Linked DNA regions of Mus musculus: all the other regions are linked to region 2. Evidence: chromatin loops called from intact Hi-C (ENCODE). Cell type or tissue: heart. All regions are shown on one strand. Links, peaks and the distances in the headings refer to the core of each region. The heading gives the core; the rest is flanking DNA.

Evidence for each region. Peaks named below come from ENCODE experiments on the same cell type or tissue, not always from the same donor. Only the 100,000 strongest peaks of a DNase experiment are listed, where the experiment ranks them.
Region 1: it touches region 2 in a loop (3-fold over the local background); 16 of 42 quality-filtered maps call a loop at or near these places.
Region 3: it touches region 2 in a loop (7-fold over the local background); 27 of 42 quality-filtered maps call a loop at or near these places.
Region 4: it touches region 2 in a loop (3-fold over the local background); 4 of 42 quality-filtered maps call a loop at or near these places.

The regions. Positions count from the first base shown.
Region 1 is chr9:44,500,181-44,504,594 of GRCm38, forward strand. It overlaps Bcl9l (B cell CLL/lymphoma 9-like), which reads left to right. Exons shown (of 9, transcript NM_030256.3): 3 at 565-950; 4 at 1,622-1,741. Among named protein-coding and RNA genes, the nearest start is that of Bcl9l, 3.3 kb to the left of the region's middle. In heart, for the core only: a CTCF peak has its summit at 2,079 (motif pointing left); DNase peaks (open chromatin) are centred at 1,221, 1,431 and 2,011; H3K4me3 peaks cover 354 bases; H3K27ac peaks cover 1,053 bases.
Region 2 is chr9:44,650,218-44,654,631 of GRCm38, forward strand. No RefSeq gene overlaps it. Among named protein-coding and RNA genes, the nearest start is that of BC049987, 20 kb to the right of the region's middle. In heart, for the core only: a CTCF peak has its summit at 2,025 (motif pointing left); a DNase peak (open chromatin) is centred at 2,064; H3K27me3 peaks cover 279 bases.
Region 3 is chr9:44,452,194-44,456,607 of GRCm38, forward strand. Upk2 (uroplakin 2) reads right to left here and starts at 2,574. Exons shown (of 5, transcript NM_009476.2): 1 at 2,438-2,574; 2 at 1,869-2,000; 3 at 1,602-1,740; 4 at 1,290-1,360; 5 at 522-916. The coding sequence starts at 2,513. The coding sequence ends at 780. In heart, for the core only: CTCF peaks have their summits at 2,124 (motif pointing right) and 2,836 (motif pointing right); a DNase peak (open chromatin) is centred at 2,188; H3K27ac peaks cover 400 bases; H3K27me3 peaks cover 1,990 bases.
Region 4 is chr9:44,476,024-44,480,437 of GRCm38, forward strand. Gm22540 (a small nuclear RNA gene) reads right to left here and starts at 492; the gene lies at 388-492. In heart, for the core only: CTCF peaks have their summits at 1,959 (motif pointing right), 3,141 and 3,354; DNase peaks (open chromatin) are centred at 1,718, 1,958, 3,018 and 3,418; H3K4me3 peaks cover 2,136 bases; H3K27ac peaks cover 2,072 bases.

The DNA of each region.
Region 1 (4,414 bases), core at 815-3,314, 150 kb before region 2:
ATCCCTGCCTGCTGACAGGGCCTACTGGCCCACCCTCTTCAGGCCTTCCCCACTTAGGCTCTGGGGAGTCTTCTGGACCTGTGGGTACCACTCTCGGTTATGCTTTCCCTAGTACCCTAGGGAATAGGGCTCGGGCTTGAGCAGTGACTCACAGGTCCTGTGGCCCTTCTCAGCTAGTTGTCAGGGCACAGCGTAGTTGAGGTCTGGGGCCTTGGAAAGGAGTCTTAAACCCTAGAAGGTGCGAAGAATCCATCAGATGCTAGGGAGAAAGGGCTTTAGTGGAAGCGCTGGATCCTGGGGCTGAAGGTAGATAGATTCTGCCAAGTCAAAGCCCAGGGTTTCCATTTGAGTTGAGCCTAGAAGATAAGGAACACTGTTCCATCGCCACTCCCCCAGGTGGACAGAGCTCTGCTCTTATCTGAGGAACTGCACAGAGGTAGGGAATAGCAGGTGGTCTCCAGATAGCACCTCACCACCCCCTGCATTGTTAGGAGAGAGCTAAAGTCCAGGCATGCCTGATGCCTTGCAGGATTAATCTTTCCTGTTTCTCCTCCCTTTCCCCAGGTTACCCCACCCCAGGAGGAGAGAGGCTCCAGGGAGTCCACCGCTGTCCCCTCGGGGCCACTGCCCCCCTGCCCCAGCCAAGCCAATGCACCCAGAAAATAAACTGACCAATCATGGCAAGACAGGGAATGGAGGGGCCCAATCCCAGCACCAGAATGTGAACCAAGGACCCACCTGCAACCTGGGCTCCAAGGGCGTGGGGGCGGGGAGCCATGGGGCCAAGGCCAACCAGATCTCACCTAGCAACTCAAGTCTGAAGAACCCCCAGGCAGGAGTGTCTCCTTTCAGCTCACTCAAGGGCAAGGTGAAGCGCGAGAGGAGTGTGTCTGTGGACTCTGGAGAGCAGCGGGAAGCTGGGACTCCATCCCTCGATTCAGAGGCCAAAGGTACTGTATACTGTATTCCCTCACCTCTAGACTTCAACATCATCTACAGCCCCGAGTGAGCGAGACCCAAACTGCTCAGAGACCAGCCCTTACTCGAGTCTCATCCTTGTGTTGCCACCCAACATGTATTGTTTGTAGTAACTTTCTCTTACGTCTACCCATCAGTCAACCAGTTCATTCCAGAGCGGGGCTGGCTAGAGTGGCACTCAGAGAAGGGCCTGACAGCAGAGTGATAATACTCCTGTAGCCCCCACATTGAAGAGGGAGGTGTCTGGGGTGAAGATCCACCCCCTACCCACATCATCCCTAAAGCTTCCTGATGTCCTGGCTGGTGGGAGCCTTTTGGGAACAGGCACTGGGGCCTGGAAGAGTCACAGTGGCTCCTCCCTGCCCCCCCCCCCCCAGCCCTAATTAGAACCAGTTGTGGTTGGGACTATGCTGTGCTGGGTGGGGGGGGAGGGGAGACAGGCAGCCAGGGTTAGAAAAAGAAATCAGAAACAAATGGTGGTGTGGTGGGGACCAAGGACTGGCAAAGTGCCCACCGTGGTCTGGGCAGTGCCCTTTCGGGTGGGGCACTCTGGAGAATGGTCTGGGAGGGCCTCTGCATGTGGAAGGACTAGGCCACATTGCCATACTTTCTTACTCTGCCTGCCTGTATCCTGCCTGGGCAGAGGTGGCACCCCGGAGTAAACGGAGGTGTGTGCTGGAGCGGAAGCAGCCGTACAGTGGGGACGAATGGTGCTCTGGGCCAGACAGCGAGGAGGACGACAAGCCCATTGCGGCCGCCCACAGTGAGTGCCCATTGATGCTGTGCCTCATGGTGCCCTTCCCCTGGTATGTGTGTGTGTGTGTGTGTGTGTCCGTCCTGAGGGAGCTTACCTTGGGCTTTAGGGGATTGTTCAAGAAATGGCAAGGACTAGGAGCCCAGGCTCTTCTTCAGCCCTACTTTGGACTTTTTCCTTATCTATAGTGTGAGTGCTGCTCACACCCTCGCCACCCTCCCTCTCTCTTTCCCTTCCCCTCTCCCTCCCTCTGTCGAAGGTCTCTCAGGTAATCCCTTTTCCGGACAACTCACCTACACATCTAACAGATTTCATGGCCTATGCTGCCACCTACCGGTCAGTGGAGGATGGGCAGGAAGATGGGAATCTGTTAGCTTGGCTTTGCAAAGCCTTGCTAAGCCTAGGTGTGAACTGACCCTTAATTGTGTCCCTGGTTCCTTTCTCCAGTCTCTAAATGACACTCAGAAAATGCTCATGATGCATTTCTAGGATTCATAGCCATTTCTCTCATTCCAATCCATCCTTCTGTGCTTGAGGCCCGAGACATCCTTGGTGCTTCCAACCTAACTAAGCATGTGAGAAGCTAGCCAGAGCTTAAATTGTGTGCTGCTTACAGGCAGGAGTTAAGGAAAGGAGAAGAAAGATACATTTGCTACTGAGTTTAGTCCTCACAGCTGCCCATGAAGAAAGTGTAATGATGACTGTCACAGTGGAGGAAACAGTCAGCAAGAGGGAATGAGGAGACCCTACTGACCAGTGTCCTGTAAGAAGTCTCTACAACTGGCTGGGACTGCCAAGGCCCCATGTGACTAACTAGTGCTGTATGAGCTATGTTCAGTCTCAGTATGGATGCTTGAGTGGTAGAATCTGTCACTGCTTCCTGGGACCAGAACCCTCCTGTCTCCCCGAATTTGTGTCTGTAACATTATCCCGTGTCATTGGAGAAACTTTGAAAGATACAGAGCGATAAGAAATAGCTAAGATCCCTTGACCAGCCTCTTTTAGATGGAATGCAATTCAGTGAAGACCAGGTTTCATGTAGTACAGATTAGCCTCAGGCTTACTGTATAGATGAGGCTGGCCTTGACCTTCTAACCCTCTTGCCTATAGCTCCCAAGTGCTGGGATTATAGTCTTGTGTCACTGTGTCATTCAGCAGCATTCAACCATGCAACTGAATTCTTCACACAGCAAGGCAGACTGAGGTAGCTGTCAATGAGACAGGCTCAGAGCCCAGGCGCCTTTACTTACATCCCAGGGACTGTAAACTTGAGAAAGGAGTTCTGATTGCTCATCTATAGAAGTGATCTTTGTCATATAGATTTGGCACAAGGAGAAAGTTGAGTCCAGGCATGTGACATACTTTGAACAGTGCTAGCTTGTATTGCTGTTAGGGTACTAGAAAATTCCTTCTTGTGATAAACTCTGCTTCCCTCTCCGTAGCCTGTAGGAGCCTGTTGTGTGCTCTGATTTATACTCTAGGCCTCTGGTGTCTGCCACCTTGGTCAAGTTCTTGTGATTTTGGGAAGTGCTGGCACTTGCTGTTTGTAGTCCGGAGGCTTTAACTTGTTTTTTCTTGGTATGACCATGGATCTCTGCCTCACCTAAAACCACTGAAGACCAGTCGTGGGTCTTATCTATGTGAGAACGGAATGCCAGGCTTGTGACCGAGGAGCGAAATTTGTCTTGCTCCTGAGGAATATTCGGCTGTTCCGAGTATGTGAGTCTGTGATATTGTGAAACATATATTTGGTCTTCTCTTGTTTCCTGGGAAGCTCCAGAGGGATAAGTGGTTTTTTGTTGTTCTGTTTTGTTTAATGCTGTATCGACTGGTGTGTCTGGCAGTCCTGAGGTAGCTTCTAGATGGAACCTGGTGACTGGGAAAATCAAAGCAGGATAGAGGTTTGGGGCTTTCAGCCCTACATTCCATCCTCGTCAAAGGAGTGGGGCTGAAAGTCAAATTGATCACCTGAAGCTAATGGTTTAATTAAATGTGACTAATGATTAATCTGTAAAAATCCAAAAAAGAGGGCTGGGTAGGTGGCTCAGTTGGGAGAAACTTGCCTTGCAAGGTTTCGGATTCCCAGAACCCACACAGGAAGCCAGGTACAGTGGTACCTGCCTATAATCAGCCCAGTGATGGGACTTTCAAAGCAGAGCAGCCAGGTTCTCTGGAAGCTCATTGTCATTGTCCAGCTAACGTGGTGTGCATGATAAAGTCTGAGAGCCAACACTTAGTGTTCTCTGTTGAGCTCCATATGTGCCCTGTGCCCTTAAACTGAATGTGTGCAATATGTATGCCCTTCCCCTGCAAAATCCAAAAGGACTGTCTCGTGTTCAGAGAGGGTGCAGAAGCAAATGCCCTTTCTCACGTGCCTTGCAAACTGTGTTCATCTCACCTGCATCCATCCGTGTGTATGCATGTTGTTGATGGGAACACCTCCGTGAGATTCTTGGTCATCAGAGGTGACCGAAGTCTTGCGTTGATCATTTGTGAAAGCCTTTCTGACTCTTGTTGAAACTGATGTTTTGCTTTGTGGCGTAGTACCCATGTTTTTAAAAGGACTTGTCCTTGGGCAGGGCACGTGGGAGATGAGTAGTGTTTGCATTTTGTAGATGAAGAAACTGAGGCTTAAACAAATGCTGTTTTGTAAAACCACAGTTAGTGAATCGTGGGGTAAGA
Region 2 (4,414 bases), core at 1,008-3,507:
GTCTGAGCTATAGTGCGTGCTTATGAATAACCAGTCATGGGGCATGATGGGAAAGGGGCACCTGTACAGGCTGAGGGCAAGTGTGCAAGCTCGAGACCCTGAGTTAAAATCCCCAGAACCCATGTAAAGAGTCAGGCATTGCCAACAGGGCCTATAACCCCAGTGTGTGGAGGGCAGAGGCAGGGGGTCCCTGCAGATCACCAGCTGCCAGACTAGCACAGGTCAGTGAGAAACTCTGACCAGGGGACAAAGCGATGACATCCTTCTCTAGTCTCTGTGTGCTCATACTCACCCTCACGTGTGTGCTGCACACACCTCACACAAAATAAACAAACAATAAAAGAAGCAATCGGACAACTAGTAGATTTTATTCTAAGCAGTATAATAAGGACTTCAGAGGACAAAAAAGGTAAGACAGTCCTTCAGAACTGCTGCACGCAGGACCACCTTCTGCAGCAACCATTACTGTCAGTGAGACAGAAGATAGCACAGCATGACGTGAGTCTCTGATACACCCACGGGATACAGCAGATAGACTCAGCATCCTGGTGATGTCAGGGCTGGCTGGACCTTCCTGGGGTCTGGGAGGCTCCTGCAGGATGTGGAGATAGGAGATGATCCCTTTTGTTCTAGAAATTACTAAAGGATAAAGTTTCCTTATTACCCAAGAGCAGAGCGATGCCCGTTGAGACTAAAGGCAGAACCATACAGAGGCTACCAAAGCCAGATGAACGGGAACCTGCAGGCCCAGCGCTTGGCCATCCTGTGGGAAGAGCAGAAGGGTGCCTGGTTCAACTACGACTTGGAAAAGAGGAAGAACCTGGAGTTTTATCCCTCCAACCTCACCCCACTCTGGGCTGGCTGCTTCTCAGACCCTAGTGTTGCTGACAAGGCTCTGAAGTACTTGGAGGTGAGGGGACAGTGGGCAGGCAGGCCGGCCTGCCATCCTGGAGGTGGGACCCTCCCTTCCCTGCAAGTCTCACTGAGGCCACTGGGAGTGGCTGTGAGGCAGGATGGGAAGGGTCAGGAGGGACAAACCTGCCTTCCCTGAGGGCGCTGGGTCCTAGGCTCCTGCTTCAGCCATCACTCACGGTCACATCAATGTCTGGAACCTTCTAGGACAGCAAGATCTTGACCTACCAGAATAGCCTCTCTCTAGCTGTGGGATTTCCCGAATGTCTGGGGCCCTTCTGCAGGATCAGTCATTAGTAGTATGGAGGCAGGCAGAGGGCATCCACCAGGGCCTGGCCAGGGGTGTAGGGGAAGTCATGCTTGGACTGCGAGTCACGAACGAGAATCCAGGGCTCCTCATCCTCTTCCTGGCTGCCTTGCTCTATTGGGAACCCCTCAGCCGACACACCAACCTCCACCTGTCCAGGTAATAGACATTTCCAACACTCTTCTCCCTTTGTAAGACCCAAAGTTAACCTGTAACCCCCCCCCCCCCAAGGACCAGCTAACTTCCTGGAATGCTGGGAGCTGTAGTTCTTAATAACAATGTCATATGGGGAAACACGATGGCAATAGGGGTTTGTCCTTAAGAAGACCCTACAATCCTGTGTCATCACCATTTGCTGGGAATTCCAGAGGGTGGTCCTGGTCAGTATTTAATTAAAGCTTACTTCAAATTTGTCTCAAAAATTGTGAAACTGGTTTTTCTTTTGCAAATCTTGGGATTAACACCTCCCTCCAACCTGAAGCCCTGGATTAAGGGTCTGTGCCTGCACGGTTCCAGATAAGACGTCTGAGGGCCCTCCTTGGTGAAAGTCAGCTCCTCTCAGGGTAGGCACTTTGGATATTCAGCTCCTGGCTGGAGTAGGGTCTAAGGCTTAATTCAGTCCGTTTCTTCCAGACCTGGGAGGTGGCTTTGAGCTGTCCTAGAATTGGATCAAAACTAACTTTTTCATTTATTCATAAAAGTCAGCAGTGTATGATGTCATCCCTCAGGCGCATCTCTGTCCGGAGCCTTCTTCCCCAGGCCTGGCTGCGTCAATCTCTGAGCAGCACATTCAGGGCTGTGGCGGCCCCCAGTGGCCACTCCTGGGCTTAGCTGCAGGCCGGTATAGCTCTCCATGGCCCCATGTGATGATGGTGGGCCCAACTTACAACTCATCTTTTATATGTATATGTGCCTACACTCATGTCTCGCTCCCCGGCAACCTCAGGCAAGTCTGGAGCCTGTGTGTCCCTCCTCCTCCATGCCAGGATGTTGACAGGCCCATTCTTGTCCAGGCCTTGTGCTGTGTGTTCCAGAGTGACAACAGTCCACTTCATCGTCTGCTCTTACATTCTGCCCTCTTTTCCCTGCTGTTTCTCAAGCCTTAGCACGCTGGTGACACAGATGTGCCAGTTATCTCAGAATAAATAAATGGCCATTCATTCTGAGTCCACAGTTACTGCTGCCCTGAATGTAAGCTTCTCTAGGCTGACTGGTGGCGCTCACCTTTAATCCCATCACTTTGGTGGCAGAGACAGGTAGGTCTCTTGAGCGTAAAGCCAGCCCAGTCTATAAAGCAAGTTTCAGGGCTGCCAAAGCTAGAGAGAGAGAGACCTTGTCTCAAAACAAACAACAGAAGCTTTTCTGGCAGAACACAGTGAGAGATAAGCATCGATATTTCAAGGGCAGTTTCTTGACCACATCACATCCATTCAGCAAAACAACTTGAGCTCCTACATCAGGGCCTGTCACTTCCCCAGCTCAGGGATTTAGACCAGGTTTAAAGTGTCAGACATGAATTCCTTCCTGGGTCACAGGCCTCAGGTCTAATCAGAAAGCGGTTGGCTACCCCTATGGCATATTGGCATAACACCTTCCCAAACTACAAAGTCTAGCTAGCAATGAGGAAGCTCCCAGACCAATTTACTGGGGGGAGGGAAGCCCTCCCTAATACAGCGGGTCTCCTTGTCCTCAGTATGACATTGTAACAGTGGATAGCAGGCAGATGAAAGGAATTTGGCGTTCAGGAGTGCAGGCCATGGTAAATGTTTGGATTTCTGTCCCTCAGAATATACATGGCCTTTTGAGGTGTCAGGGTATAAGGTATAGGAAAATCCTGAATGGCAATCATCGGTGCACCCAGAGCTAGGTGGAACCACAGCTCATGGAGAGAGGACCCCTCAATACAAGGTTTAAGGCCCTCAGGAGTCTGGCCTCACTGCCTGGCCTCTCTCCAGGAGGAGTTTAGCCAGGCCAGTGAGTGGCCTTAGTATTCCTGGATGACTGTGGTAACTGCTCATGTCGGGAACCCAGCTGGTTCTCCTGGCCTGCACTACCTGAAGTCTACTTTCTGCTAAGCTTCCTGCCATGTGAATGAAAGAAGAGAGGCCTCAGGGACCCCATAGGCACTCTTGTTTCCTTCTCAGGCTCCATCTTCTACCTCATTTAACTTTTCTTCCACTGCTGTGTCTCCTGCTCTGCCCCACCCCCACTGCCCTTTCTCTCAGTGCCCTGGGGAAGGCAAGTGCCTTGGAAGGCTGGGACATGGGTGCTTCCTAGAGCCTTCTCTAGTGTGGAACCCTCTCTGGGGATGAATGAGTCCCCACTTCTCAAAGTACGCAAGGGGCACGGTGCTGGGGAAGAAGGCAGGCAAGATGTTCATTTCAATGGAAGAAGGGAACCTCAGCAGGACGCCTGTCACTTTAGCCTGACTGGGCATTGCCTTATCACCCTGAGGTAGGAAGGAGACTGTCACTGGGGGGTGGCTGTGTCCTTCAGTCTCTCACAGCCTCTGACACGTGCATGGGTTCTTTCTTAGAGTCCAGCTCCATAACGTTGCTTCCGGGGGGTCACTGATTTTGAGCAATGTTTACTGAACTGGGTCCGTGATTGGATTTGCTCTGTCCTACTTAGGTGTAGCTGTCAGCTTGTCTCAGCCTAATGTCACCTCAGAAGGGAATCTCAATTGAGGGACCACCCAGCCAGATAGGCCTTTGGACTTGTCTGTGTGGGACTATCTTGACTGTTGTTTGATATCAGAGTGCCCAGTCCACCATAGGTGGCACCATTCCCTGGGCTGGTGATTCTGAACAACATAAGAAAGTTAAGAATGAAACTGAGAGCTGGCCAGCAAGACTGCTACATAGTGACTTTAAGGCCAGCCTAGGCCACATGAGACCCAGTTTCAAAAAATAAAACAACAGCTAGGCAGTGGTGGCACACACCTTTAATACCAGCACTTGGGAGACAGAGGCAGGCAGATTTCTGAGTTCAAGGCTAGCCTGGTCTACAGAGTGAATTCCAGGATAGCCAGAGCTACACAGAGAAACTCTATCTCAAAAAACCAAAAAATAAAAATAAAGTAAAACAGTAAAACAACAAAAACACCACTAACAACAACAATTAAAGGAGGAAGATGCTTTAAGAAATGAGCCCTAGGGGCTGGAGAGATGGCTCAGTGGTTAAGAGCACTGACTG
Region 3 (4,414 bases), core at 1,129-3,628, 200 kb before region 2:
AATAAAAACAAGCAAATAAATAAATAAATAAATAAATAAAACTTTTATAGAACAAAACTATATTTTAAAAATGGACGAGGGTGACACTGCCTGTTTACCACAGTTGTGGTCCCCCCCCCCTTCCAGGGAGCTTCCGTCCACCTCGGCTCTAGGGTCTAGAACCGTTTAGCATGTTCTTCACCCAGGCTCCAGGGCCTGCCCTGTTTGTGTTTTCTCTAGTTCTTCCCTAGTTCTGTCAGCTTCCCAGTCACCCTCACATGGTGATCCAGCTTCTACCCCCTGCCCAACTCAGACTCCTGCTTGGGTCATCTACTGAGTGCAGGATGCAAAACCCAAGCCCTAGGTCTGGGGCTTGGAGGGCTTTCATTATCTCTGCCTCTGCTTGCCTCCCTCCTGGGAAAAGTCACCCTTGGGGTTTGGGGATAGAGAGAATGACATGCACGTGACCTTGACATTGGTACTTTTGATATGTGCATAAGAGGACCAGCTAAAGGGGTGACTCACATAGACATGGTCGGAGATGAGACATACTACGTGGGTCAGCCTTTATTGTGAGAATTAAGTACAGTTAAGAGATAAATCAGTGTTGGCAGGATTGCAGTGGGGCTAGCAGGGAGTGCTGCAAGGTGAGACAGGGAGCAGGGAGGGGGCACTGTCAGGAGTGGACTCGAGGAGGGGGCGGGGAGAGGGAAGAAAAGCCACTGAGAAGCCAGTGACTACAGCCTGGCAGGAGGCAGGCTGGACTTCTTGGAGGAGCCTGGGATGCAGGAGAGCCCTTCTCATTTGCGGGCACCCAGTGCCAGGGCAACAATAAGACCCACGACCAACAGGAACATGGCCACAGACAGCAGCACTGTGATGACCACCATCCCTCCTGTCCGGGCCATTCCTAACCCAATAGACTCCATGTTTTTTCCTGTCAGAAGAAGATGGGAGAACCTCTGTGAGTTGAAGGGGTTCCTAGGTAGCTCCTGTGGTTCACAGCTTAGCCCAGCCATCCAAGTAGCCGCCAGCATCAGTTCAACTGGTCATCCAGCCAACCAGTCAAGCAAACATAGACCCCCCTCACAGCAACACTTAGGAGCCACCAAGGAGGACATCATCCCTCTGCACAAGGAACCTCTAGTGCAGAGATGATTGAACAGGACAGGAGGTGGCCATACCAAATACTGGGGGGTTGGGGCGGGGGAGAGAGAGCGACTGAGCGCTCAGAAAACAGTTTATCTAACTTGCTCTAGGAGAAAAAAGTCGGAGCTTAGGGAAGTGTGAGAGACGGGCATTTTACTTACGAGGAAGCGTGGACATGGGAGTCTCTGGACTGGACTCGGTGGATGTCCCCTTCTGTACTCGGTAGGATATGCTTTAGAGGCAGGAGTTGAGAGAAAGCAGAGATTGTACGTATCTGGCACTCGGGAGGAGGGGTTCCAGCCTCCACCTTCTAGCTATGTGTCCCATCTGGGCCCTCCTGGGGTCCAGGTTCACATTTCCTACCCTTTAGCTGTGCCCTCTCTAACTCATGCTTCCTGGCACTTCCCCACCCTCACGGGACCTCCACTTCCCTTTTTTGCATCCCACCTCCACAGGTGTCCATCGGTACCTACTAGTATTTGGTTCCTGGTGTTAGGTTTGTCACCTGATATGCGCTGAGCCTTGTGACGGTGTAGCCAGACCCACTGTCCACCACGCTCACAAGCTCCCTGCGCCCGCGACATGGAGGCACCACAAAGTCTGACTTAACCACTGAGGGGAAATAGGAGTGAAAGGCAAGATCAGATTTCTAGCAGTCCACTCTTGTAGAACGGGCAGCTCTTGGGTATCGTTAAGAGGGGTTACGACGAGTAGAATAAATGGGTACAAGGGAGGTCTACCTTTGCTGTCGTTGGCTCTCCGGACCATCAATGTGGCATTACCTCCCGTGAGGTGACATGGGGGCAAGGCAATTAACAGGCTTTCTGTTAGCGCCGGAGACAGCAGACCAGAGAGGCTTGAGATGTTGAAGTCTGTTAGGGAGCCGAGAGGGAACTCAGGAGTTAGCCCCCTCTTAACTCAGAGCTGGCGGGGTGGGTGGGTGGTCATTGCTAAGGGTGCAGAGACAGAAGAGGAGCGTGTGGATCTGACCACCAGATGGCAGGCTTGAGCTGCAGATGGTGGGTACGCCGCGCTGTTTGGGAGCCAGACTAGACCATGGCACCCAGACTAGACCATGGCACCCAGTCAGTCCCCAGTCTCGCCCAACTCACACAAACCTTGGACACTTACCCAAATTTCTTGACTCCTGGATCTGGAAGAAGCCCAGGAATTTGTCACCTGATCCCTACCACTAGTAACTCTCAACCCCAACCAGCTAGACCAACATTCTGTCCTTGAGAGCCCTGGGGAGACAATGCTCCCTGTCTAGCGCTCTGAAACCCTCCTCGCTCCCACCAGCAATAGAGACCTGCAGTCCCCGGAGCCAGGACAGCCAGCAGAATCAGGATCAGGGGCAAGGTCTGGACAGGCAGTGTGGATGCCATACTGCGCTGGGAACTGGATCCTGGAACAGGTGCTGACAGGCTGGGGTTTCCTGGGGCCAATGAGGCCCTGCCCCAGGATAGCTGATTTTGTCTCGGAGTGGGAGGGGCTGCTGGGAATCCAGTCCAACTTGCCCCTTGGGCACTGTAGCCTCAGGGAGGGGCCCCAGACAGGTTTTTCAGGCTGGGGAGCTGGCCCTCGGGCCTAAAGGGGGATGCTCTGGCTGGGTCCTGGCAGCTTAGTTAGCTGCAGGGGAGTATGGCTCTTTCTGGAACTCCCGCGACTGAAGGACAGAGTTCCTCTGTCTGAGTGTCTGCCTCCTGGACTGTAGAGGGTGCTGTCTCCAAGGAGGTAGGCGTTTTCCTAGGAGAGCCATGAGTTCTAAAATTGCCCTGGTGTGTAGGTGTAGGAAAAGCCCCAAGGGTTGAAAGGGCTTTGGCTAGTAAGGATGGGAGAGGAGGGGGTTGGTTAGGTAGGGTGGGGATAGCAGAGCCTGAGATCCAATTCTAGTATTTAACTGAGGCCTAAGAAACTGCGACTCTGGGAGAAGCGGAGGGTATCAGTGTGAGCCTTCAGATTTCTCCAGAAGGTGGAGACAAGGGAAGTTAGTGAAGGCTTCCAGGTAAACGCAGGTCCAGTCCAGCAAGGCTAGTGGGCAGTGGAGTAGATACAAACAGACTTGGACAGCAAGCGGTTGTGCAACGGGTAGCGAGTAAAGCAGGAAAACCTTAGGAAACAAGACCAGGGGCTGGGCGATGGTGGCGAATGCCTTTAATCCCAGCACTTGGGAGGAAGGTGGATTTCTGAGTTTGAGGCCAGCCTGGTCTACAGAGTGAGTTCCAGGACAGCTAGGGCTACAAAGAGAAACCTTATGTTAAAAAAAAAAAAAAAAAAAAGCAAAAACAAAAACAAAGCAAAAAGTAGCAACAACAAAACCCTTCAAGACAAAAACAATCCTGTAACCAGGAGCAGAGGAGGTGGAGGGCTGGGGTGTGGCTCAGCGGTGGACTGTGTGCAGGTCGCTCTGGGGTTCGATGCCTGGGACAACAGTTGGGGAAGAAACACCATCAGCAGCCACAGCTCCTCTGGTTCTCTCCTGCCCCAGGCTAACTGGGAGAACTGATGGAGGTTCTCCAGCCATGGACGAGTGACGTGGCCCCACTCAGTCACCTCTCCTCTAGACGCTGGCCAGGGGGCTCTGCATGCCCTCCTGAAAGGCACTGCTTTTTATAGATGCAGAACCTGAGACTCAGGTTGTCACTGCAAAGTGGCTGCAGGGGTGTGGGTGTCTCAGCTAGGTGAACTCGATAGGACCTGAGCTCAGACCGTCAGGGTCTGCTCCAGGAACCACCCATTTTCCCCAACCCCAGAGAAAGGTCCTAGTGGAAAAGTGGGGGCCACTGAAGGGCTGATGGGGTTCTGTCCTTTCCCCCATGCTGGGTGGACTTAAAGTCTGCAATGTGTGTAGGGGGTAGAAGACAACAGAACCTGGGGGCTCCGGCTGGGAGCAGGAGGAACTCTCACCAGACGATCTCCAAATTTACTGTGCAATGGACGATCAGGAAACTGGTTCAGATGTAGCTTCTGATACAGTGGGTCTGAGGTAAAACCCGAAACTTAATTTCTTTCAAAAATTTAAAGTTGCATTTATTATTTTATATGTGTGCCCATATGTGTGCCACAGTGTCTATGTGGAGGTCAGAGGGCAAGTTGTGGGCATTGGCTCTCTCCTTTCATAATGTGGCTTCTGGGGACCAAAATGTCAGGCATGGTGGCAAGAGCTTTTACCTGTTGAGCCATCTCATGGTTTCGTAAAACTTCCTATGACGCTTACAGGTAACGCAGAGACACAGACTCACATTTGGAGTTAGCAGATGCTGTATTGGTGTAAACACTCATACAC
Region 4 (4,414 bases), core at 1,001-3,500, 170 kb before region 2:
GGCTCAGTGGCTTTAGAGTAGTGGCGACTCTTCCAGAGGCCATGGGTGTATTTCCTAGCACCCAGGTGGAAGCTTACAATGCCTGTAACTCCAGTTCCAGGAGATCTGATGCCCTCTTCTGGTGTCTATGGGCACTGCACACAAAGTAGTGTGCAGACACATGGAGACAAAACACCCACAAGAACAAATACAATCTCAAGATAAATATAAATAATAATAGAGATGCACTTGCAATTAAATTCACCCAATTTTTTTCTTTTCTTTAAATGGAATGTTCCAGGCTCAGAAGGTAGAGGCAGGCAGATCTCTAAGTCTGAGGTCAGCCTGGTCTACAGAGTAAGTTTCAGGACAGGCAGGCCTACACAGAGGAACTCTGTCCTCGGGTTTGGGGGAGAGGAATGCCTTAAGAATTTGTGTGTCATTTTTGTGCAGGGGCCCTGCTAATCTTCTCTGTAACATTTTTATTTATTTGGGCATGGGGGTGGGAGGTCCTGTCTCCACACGCATGCCATAGAACAGTGTGTGAGACTTCTCTCCTTCTGCCATGCGGGTCTCTGGGATGGAGCTCAGGTCGTCAGACTTAGCAACAAGCACCTTTACCCACTGGCCGTCTTTTTTTCTTTTTCTTTTTTAACATTTGAAGAAACAGGCCTGAAAAGTGATTAGGCCGGGACCTTTCAGACCAGTCTTTCCTTGGGAGAATTTATTATTTCCTTGAAGAACATAGAGAGGGCAACCTCAGAAGTCTCTCTGGCAGAACTCTCCTGCTACGGCTTCTAGCAGATGTATACTGTCTCCCTGAGTTCCACAGAAGTCAAGATGATGCTTCCTGGTCATGCTTAGCTCAAGGATCTTTCCTGGGAGCAGCCTAAGTCACCCTCATACTGAATTGTAATTGTCAGCATCTTGTCTGCCCCTAGCTAGACTGTTGGCTGTGTAAAGACAAGGGACCATACCTGTCATATCACCAATATAAATCTAGTGTCCAGTCCAGTGCTTGGAAAATAGTAGGTCTTCAGTAAATATTTATTGAATGACTAAGAAGGAAGGGTTAGTCAGAAAAGGAGTCCAAAAGAAGAAGAAGAAGAAGAAGAAGAAGAAGAAGAAGAAGAAGAAGAAGAAGAAGAAGACGACGACGACGACTGAGTTATCAAAACTCACAAGAAGAGCTGGCTATGATGGCGGAAGCCAGAACCCAGCTACTTGATAGGATGAGACAAGAGGTTTCCAAGTTCAGGGCCTGCTTGGGCTAGAGTGAGTTCAAGGCTATCTCGGGCAACTTTAGGGAGAATCTTTTTCAATTTTTAGAGAGGAAGAAGAGGGCTAGGGATTTGGCTCAGTGGTAAAGTGTTGCCTAGCACTGAGAGACTAGGTTCAGGTTCAGTCGCCAGCAATACAAACAAGCCACTCTCAGAACTCTGAAAGGATGAGATACCGGCCTTTCTAAACCCTTGGCTTTTGCTCCCCGCAGGCTTCTGCAAAGAGAGTCCCAGCCTTGCCAGGAGGCGGAAGTGACTGAGCTGCTAGATCCTTCAAAGTGGAGACATCCAGAAGACAGACAACTTGGCCAGCGGGAAATGAAGGTGAAGAGAAACTGAGGAGATTGGAATCTAGTGCTGAATTTGCATTCGATGCCGAGCCTAGGAGGTCAGAGAAGACCTAGGGCACAAAAGAGGAAGTAGCAAAGGGGAGGTTCTTCCTTCTGATCCCCTCTATTAGGTGGAGGACCTCGGAGGAGAGACCTCCGCCTTCTGCTCTGTAGCGCTGCACTTGAGTGCCATAAGGCGAACCCTACCGTGCAGATCTGGAAACGGCTGAAACCGCCCGATGAGCGGGGATTGCAGGGCAAAGATTGTGGGGGACTTCTTCCATATCTCGGAGGCGTTCTCTAGCCAGTCTACATCTCCAGCGAGGATACTTTATTTTAGCAAGTGGGTGTTAAGCCAGACATAACCACTAGGGGACAGTAAAAACAACCCTTAAGGTCAGTATTCCTCCAAGACCCCACCTACTCTCACCTGAGGCCAAGATGGGCAGTGCCTCACCTGGCTTTCACCTAGCGCTCTGTTAACCACTTCCTGCCTAATCTGAAGTACCTCCCCGAGATGGAGTCGTTCTTAGTAGAACTGGGGGCCAATTTTGATCGGAGGGAGGGTGTCCAGTCCGGGGGTGGGAGTGAAGTCATGGTTTCCAGAAACTCAGACCCTTGTCCTTGTCCTAGCTGGAGAGGCTATAGAGTTCTCTGGTTCAGATGAGTAGGTCTCTTTTCTAAGCAGTGAAAGCCAAGTGGGGTGGTCACTGCGCTGGAACCCCTGGGACAAGCTTTAGTGGAGACTGTTCACGTAGCTTCAAAATCCAGACTTCCGCCTCCCTGCAGCCATTTATCTGTCAAGGGCTTCAGCCAGAGGGAGGGAGGAAGGTAGCCCACCAGTGAAGGGAAGACGACAGGATGGGAGCAGGAGGTAGGCAGTTAAGACAGGGTTCGAAAGCGGATGGCTTTCGGCAGCTTTCAGGTACCCGCTTTGCGTGTCGTTTCTCCTGTTACTGGCAGCCTTTCAGGGATCAGATCAGCCGAAGTTCCGGGATTGCGTTCCGGGCCTTAACGAGTTAAACTGTGGGAGTGGGGTCCGGAGTCCCTCCCTCCCTCCTTCGCGAATCAAGTGTCACCACTTCCAAGTCCATCAGACTGGCACGCTAGGAGTTAAGTCTGCCCGCAATCCGCAAGACTGGAGCCGTAGAGGGGGGAGGAGGGGGGAGGGGGAAAGCAAGGAGCTGGGGGAAGCAGACTGCAGGGAGACAGCGCCTGGAACCCCCTCCCCAGGGACCTGGCCCTGGGCCCCCAGCCCCAAAAGGGGCCCTGCCCTCCCCGGGGTCGCGCTCTCTTCCCCCCCCCCGCCCTGCCCCCGCCCTTCAGCTTTGTGTCCCCAGGAGGGTGGGCTGCAAGATTTCCAGCCAAGCCTTGGCTGCCTGCTCAGTTTTTCCAAACCCTCCAGTCGGAGAAGGCGGGAGCCTTGTCAGGATAAGAGTCCCTCCCCCCTCTGCCCCTGCCGGCCCCCTGGTCCAGCTTGGAGTTTCCTGTCCTCGCAGCTTTCCAAACTCCTTTCCCTTTCCGACCCTGGCCCCAGCGCCCCCTAGCCCCACCTCTGTTGGTTCCCAAATTCCAAGTTCAGGTTGGAGGGGCCAGGTGGACTCCACAATCCTAGCGAGGCGCTGGTAAAGCCTCACTCTGCCGGCCGACCCAGAGACCTGCGGGGCGCCGGCCTGACTCCCGGCCTGGGCCCGCCCTGTCCCAGGACTCGGCTTCTGGCCACCAGGGAAGGTGGCTCTTGGGGTCTCCCGCTCCCGGAAGGAGGCGGTGCCGGGGACGTCGGCACAGCTGGGCGGTAAGGTGGGTTCGGCAGATGCCAGGCCCTAAGGCATACTTCAAGGAGGGGCAATGTTCCCAGCGCTGGCACGCCTCTGTCCAGAGAGTCTATTATATAATAATCACCATCTATCAGGAAGCCAGGCTGCTGGAGAGAGTGGGTAAGCCAGGATGCCCGGATCCGCGCCTCATCCAGGGCCCAGAAAGGTGTCTCCATCAAGCCCGGATCCGCGCCTCATCCAGGGCCCAGAAAGGTGTCTCCATCAAGCTACGCACAGTGTGGGGCAAAGCCCAGTGGTCGGATGAAGATGATGATGGTGACAGGAGGGGGATTCCAGGGACTAGTGACTAGTGAGGGGCTCTGGGCAATCTGACTGCAGCCTCGAAAACCCCACCCTCAGAACTCTGACAGGCAGTGCCCCGAGCCAATGATTGAAGTTACTGTGGGGCTTGAAGTTAACCCTTTCTTGGGTCCTCAGAATATTGAGCCTCTTCCACATAACTTCCCTTGACCGGCGTCCACCTACTCGGGGTAGTGCACGCTGGAGAGGAGTGCCAGCATTATTTGTGCATTCGGATCACTATAGAAACAGAAAGATGGCTAATCTCTGAAAACAAGCAGTCCCAGTCCTGGGCGCCCGCTCCACACTGTCCAAAAAGTACAAGATGCGGTTGTGAGTACAGCTTCCAGAAACAGTTTCGAGCCGTGCTGGCACAGCGACATCGTGTCAGAAACAGGCACCTTCATACACTTACGCCCATGTCACACTTTTACCGGCAAAAGCTGACATGGACACTCGCTGGCACACCTGTGACATCCCTCCTGATGCAGACACACACAGAAGCACGACGTCTCCCCTAGTTGGCCAGTAGAGGGAGCCGCTCGATTCCAGCTAAGGGCCACCCGCTTTCCTTCCCTGCTCTCTGGCTCCAGGGTTCCTCCCATAACTCGTGGCTGCCCAAAGCTTGGCTCTGCATCCAGACCTGGAACCTACATTGGGGGATGAGTCACAGCCACACCCAGGGGAGCGCTCCACAGGGCTGCTTCAC